2 separate regions of the Homo sapiens genome follow, and region 1 is linked to region 2. Evidence: read pairs that join two places in POLR2A ChIA-PET (ENCODE). Cell type or tissue: Panc1. All regions are shown on one strand. Each heading gives the region's core, and the rest is flanking DNA. Links, peaks and the distances in the headings are about the cores only.

Region 1 (2,915 bases), core at 156-2,655, 190 kb after region 2:
TCCTGGGTGTTCTGTCCCTGAAGGTCAAGCCAGAGAGGGAGGAGGCCCTGACCGAGGTCCCCAGGCCATGGGCCTCCAAGCCGGCAGGTTCATCGGCGGCTCAGCTCCAGACCGCCTCCCAGGCCTCCACCAGTCTCCATGGACACAGCCCCCTGATTTCTATTCTGTCTAGCCCTTGAGCCCCTCTTCCTCCAGAATAGTCAGCTCCACCACCTCTGGGAGCACAGGATTTCAGGGGTATGACATTCTCTGGAGGAAAGTTGATTTTTCTTGGGCCTTGGCCTCTTTCTTGGGTCTCTCGTATGTTCACAAGAACAAGGCAGAAATTAATAGGCCAACGAATTATCCTGCCAAGAGCATACACCTACCCTAAACAAAAAGGCAATTGCAGCTTTTGTCACTGTTTTCTATTCCCCTTCTCAATATTTTCTGTCCTACTTCATTTAAGCTCTTCTCTTCGTCTTTCTTGGTTCACTTCCACGGTCATTCTGGCCTTCTATGGCCTCGCCCTCTTTTGAACTCTTAGGACCTTAGGTTTTCTGGAAGGGAGTAACTGGAGCCACTGGTGCCTGAGCTGGGATCAGGTGGCCTTTGGGCACGTGCCTTGAGCAAGGTGGGCTCAGGGCCTGCATCTGCCTTTGTGGTATCCAGGACAAAGCAGCTGGAGGCTTGGCAGGAATGCATCTCGACTGAGAGTCATGGAGTTGGACAGTGGACATCAGCCCCCCAAACCTTATCTCCAGCAGCACAACACGGAGGTTCCCCTTCTGTGGCTGCAGTGACTGGAAGCCCAAGACTGACAGCCATTTTTCTGGTTAGTGGCAGCAACACCTGTGCATGGTGGCCTGAGCCCAGGCAATACAGAGGTGGTGGGTCTCAGAGTATCTGGTCTTGGATTAAAGGCCACAGCCCCATGGCCCACCTTTAATCAAAGGTGAGGCAGGAGCACTGAGAAGGCCACTCTGTGTGGCCCACCGTCCACCTTCAGCTTCACCCACTTCATCTGGTTTCACTGGAGCATCATTCAAGCTATCCCCAATAGCCCAGGAGGACCCAGAGGGAGGGGCTGCACCTGTCACTGTTTTTGTTTGTGCTCATTGCATATTTATTCACGTTCATGATAAAATAAGTGGTTCCCTGCATTGGCAAGCAAAGCACCCAGACTATCAGTGACTTTTTCACTGCCAGCGCCGTCACTGTGAACTCTGAGGGTGGCTGTAGAGCAGCCTCCAGGCTATTGAACGAGTTTTCCTGACCATCCTGTGGTTCTTCTGTGTCTTTCTTTGCTGGAGATTGCCCCTCTCCTTGGTGTTGGGTTTTAGCAGTACTGCCCATTCCCCAAATTATCATCTGCTCTCTGGTGACTGAGTAATCACCGCATTAACACAAGACATTTATTTATTTCTAAATTCAGCAAGTGCCTAACACATAGTAGGTGTTCAATTCATCATGTTTGCTCTTTCATTCAGTCATGGAGCCTAAGGAAAGGGCCCAGGCCAGGCACAGTGGCTCATGCCTGTCATTGCAGCACTTTGGGAGGCCAAGGCAGGAGGGTTGCTTGAGTCCAGGAGTTCGAGATCAGCCTGGGCAACATAGTGAGATCTCATCTCTACAAAAAAATTTTTAAAATTAGCTGAGTGTGGTGGAACAGGTTTGTGGTCCTAGCTATTTGAAAGGCTGAGGCAGAAGGATTGCATGAGCCCAGGAGTTCAAGGTTACAGTGAGCTATAATTGCACCACTGCACTCCAGCCTGGGCAACAGAGTAAGATCTTGTCTCAAAAAAATAAATACATTGACTGGGCGTGGTGGCTCACACCCGTAATACCAGTACTTTGGGAGGCCAAGGCAGGCAGATCAAGGGAGGCCAACATGGTGAAACGCCATCTCTACTAAAAATACAAAAATTAACTGGGCGTGGTGGTGCATGCCCGTAATCCCAGCTACTTGGGAGGCTAAGGCAGGAGAATTGCTTGAACATGGAAGCGGAGGTTGCAGTGAGCTGAGATTGCGCCACTGCACCCCAGCCTGGGCAACAGAGCGAGACTCCATCTCAAAAAATAAATAAACAAATAAATAAATTTTAAAAAGGAAGGGGCCTAAAGAACACTCTTATTTTTCCTGTTGACTCCAAGTGTAACAGCCATCAGATCAGTCTTCCTAAAGAGCCCTCTGGTTGTGTCATTCCCTTGCTCAAACACCTTCAGTGGCTCCCTATGACCTACATGATAAAGTTAAAATGGCCCATCATTCAAGACCCTCACAATCTGACATCAGCCAGCCTTTCCAGCCTCTGCCCTTCCTACCCATGAGTTCCAGCTACACAGGGCCACAAAGCCTTGTTGAGCTGTCAACAGTGAATTCACCCTTCAATGCCAGATGCTCCCTGACTCCCTCCTTAGTTCTCCCATAGTCCTGTGATTCTGATCCTCATCACAGTCAAACTTAGATTATTGTAGGACTTTGTCCAACCACACCATAGCCTGGGAAGCTCTTGGAATTAGGGGTGTTATTTTACCTCTTGTAATCTCGATCCCCTGTAGTCAGGAGGAGCTTGGTAAGTAGCTACTCATCGAGCAGGCTCTCTAATCATTAGCACAGCCTAGCAAACTAGACAGTCCTTCAGAGTCATATTTACTTCATTGCAAACGCAGAGCTCTTTATAACGTGTCTAAATTATGTCTAATGTATGTGTGCTTAAAAAAAAAGTCACTCTGCTTCCTGGGAGCCACATTACCTAGACCTGATCCCACCTCTGGTCTCTTGTTTCTGATCTCTTGGTCTACCTCAGACTGTTACGTTTTTGGAACTCCTTACTTGGGCATATCACCCCCTTTCTCTGACCTTTAATTTCCTCTAATGTCAAGCAGGCATGATGGGCAGGTCTGACGAAGATAACACATACACAGCAGGTAAC
Region 2 (2,915 bases), core at 274-2,773:
ATAGCAAGGAAACTGTAAATAGTTAGTCCCCAAATTAAAAACACCCAGCTCGGCCGGGCACGGTGGCTCACGCCTATAATCCCAGCACTTTGGGAGGCCGAGGCGGGCAGATCACGAGGTCAGGAGATCGAGACCATCCTGGTTAACACGGTGAAACGCCGTCTCTACTAAAAATACAAAAAAATTAGCCGGGCGTGGTGGCGGGAGCCTGTAGTCCCAGCTACTCGGGAGGCTGAGGCAGGAGAATGGCGTGAACCTGCGAGGCGGAGCTTGCAGTGAGCCGAGATCATGCCACTGCCCTCCAGCCTGGGTGACACAGCTAGACTCCGTCTCAAAAAAAAAAAAAAAAAAACACCCAGCTCACAAATATCGCACATGTATATATACACACACAAATATTATGAATATAGTCAATTACAAAATACACAGTGCCTGGTTAAATTTGAATTGCAGATAAACAGCAAGTACTTTTTTTAGTATAAATTTGTCTCAAATATGGCATGGGATGTACACTAAACAATGATTTGTTTATCCAAAATTCAAATTTAACTAGGCATCCTGTATTTTTATTTGCTAAAGTTGGCAACCCTGCTGAAAGAGCATTATGCATTTCAGGTGTCGTGCGGTGGCTCAGGCCTATAATCCCAACACTTTGGGAGGCCGAGGCAGGCAGATCATTTGAGGTCAGGAGTTCGAGGCCAACCTGGCCAGCATGGCAAAACCCCATCTCTACTAAAAATACAAAAATTAGCTGGGCATGGTGGTGGGCAGCTGTAATCCCAGCTACTGAGGAACCTGAGTTACGAGAATCACTTGAACCCAGGAGGCAGAGGCTGCAGTGAGCCGAGATTGTGCCACTGCACTCTAGCCTGGGACAGAGTGAGACTCCGTCTCAAACAAAAATACAAATGATCATTATGCATTTCAATGTTTATTATGTTTTCTTTCTAAGATAATCATGAGGCAGGGCGTGGTGGCTCACACCTGTAATCCCAGCACTTTGAGACGCCAAGGAGGGCGGATGGCTTAAGTCCAGGAGTTCACGACCAGCCTGGGCAACATGGTGAAACCTCATCTCTACAAAAAATACAAAATAAATAAATAAATAAAATACAAAAATTAGCCGTGTGTGGTGGCACATACCTGAAGTCCCAGCTACTTGGGAAGCTGAGGTGGGAGGATCACCTGAACCCGGGAGGCAGAGGCTGCAGTGAGCCACTGCACTCCAGCTTGGGTGACAGAGTGAGACCTTGCCTCAAAAAAAAAAAGATAATCATAAGAAACTTAGAAAACTGATCAGAAGTCCCTCTGAATGTCTCATGCATTTGCTAAGCAGTAATTCTGTAAGCTGCAGTGATGCTGCTGTGTTTCCGTCAAAGGTCACCAACTTGTTGGAAAAAAAATTAGAAGTTGCAACAATGATATCTTTAAAGAAATTAATTTATCAAATCACCTTTTCTATTTAAATTCAAGAATAAAAATGTTTTCTATTATAGTTTCGAGGTTTCAGTGAGAAAAAAGGAGAAAATGTTAGTGAATGAAAGAGAAGCAGAGAAGAACAGCAGATGTGGAGATGCAGGGAGGCATGAGACAGAGACAGAGAAAGGCAGACGGGAATGAGTGGGGAGCGAACAGAGGAGAGAGAAGGACAAAGGCAGCCAGGCACAGGAGGCTCTGGGGTGAACTGCTGTGCAGAGGCTGTGGTCTCAACAAGCCGAGAGAGCACATCGGAGCAGTTGGGGTGCACTGGTCCTCAGAGCCAGGTCAATGTCACCCTAAGGACTAGAAGAAATCAAGCTGAGGGTTAGATGTAGGGTATCCTACCTACCCTGCTGCTAAAGAACCTTTTGCTTTAAGCTGAAATGAGAATATTAGAAATGAAGAAAGGAAGGAGTGAGGGAGGGAAAAGGGGAAAAGGAAGGCAGGAAGAAAGTGTCCAGCTTTCTCTTTAGTTATGTGTAACAATTTATCTAACTCAACGGGAGAGACTTTAAAAAATAACAGTCTTTTTTTAATGTGCCTTCCAGCTTTCTTTATTTTATTTTTAATTTTTGTGGGTACACAGTAGGTGCATATATTTATGGCACACATGAGATGTTTGATACAGGCATGGCCCTGTGACATAAAAACATCATGGAGAATGGGGTAACCATCTCCTCCAGCACTACAATGGACCGTCTTGAGTTTGGCTTGGGAATTAAACAAATTCTCTCTCTCTCTCTCTCTCTCTCTCTCTCTCTCTCTCTCACACACACACCCCATGATTAGACTCTACATGTTTGACCCTGACTCAGTTCTGTTTCCTTTCCCAGCATCCTTGAACTTGGCAAAGTGGCAAAGGTGGGGAAGAGCTGAGTCACCAAAGATAAAGTATAATTCAAGTAACCCATCAGTAAATCATAAAGATTTAGTTGTATGTTAAATTGTTACTAGGCCCAAAGAGTCAGACTTTGAGAAAAGATTTTGAGCTGTTATACTTTGGATCATTCAGAAAATGAAAAATGGTAGTATTTTACTCAGGAAATTTCATTTCTACTATGTGAGTCTTTTTAAAGCACATGGATGTGGAAATTTTAAAGGAAAACGTCCTTATATATCATTGAAATGAAATATAAGTGTGCTTCTTGTTAAGGTGTGCACATATCAAAAGTCTTTGTTGTATAGGCCCTCGTTCTCTGAGGAGAAAATGCCTAATATTAACAAATAAGGATGGTGAGAATAGTATTTGGGGTTGTTTAATTTAGAAAGAAGGCTGGATAATAGCCAACAGATTTCTTGGCTTTAAATAAGGCCCTGGTGACATGTTTCATTTTGATTTCTGAGATTAATTAATTATGGGAAAAATCTTAGAATTTATTTAAAGGGTCACATGGGAAAAGTCATGCAGCAGGAGAGAGGTTTGGTCTGAGATGGAG

What was found. ChIA-PET counts read pairs that join two places held together with the same protein. Peaks named below come from ENCODE experiments on the same cell type or tissue, not always from the same donor. Only the 100,000 strongest peaks of a DNase experiment are listed, where the experiment ranks them.
Region 1: POLR2A ChIA-PET joins it to region 2 with 6 read pairs; 3 of 35 experiments call an interaction of 5 or more read pairs at or near these places.

What each region holds. Positions count from the first base shown.
Region 1 is chr3:12,455,885-12,458,799 of GRCh38, forward strand. No RefSeq gene overlaps it. Among named protein-coding and RNA genes, the nearest start is that of TSEN2, 27 kb to the right of the region's middle. In Panc1, for the core only: no CTCF peak of the experiment used is centred there; no DNase peak of the experiment used is centred there; H3K27ac peaks cover 1,521 bases.
Region 2 is chr3:12,261,384-12,264,298 of GRCh38, forward strand. No RefSeq gene overlaps it. Among named protein-coding and RNA genes, the nearest start is that of PPARG, 26 kb to the right of the region's middle. In Panc1, for the core only: no CTCF peak of the experiment used is centred there; no DNase peak of the experiment used is centred there.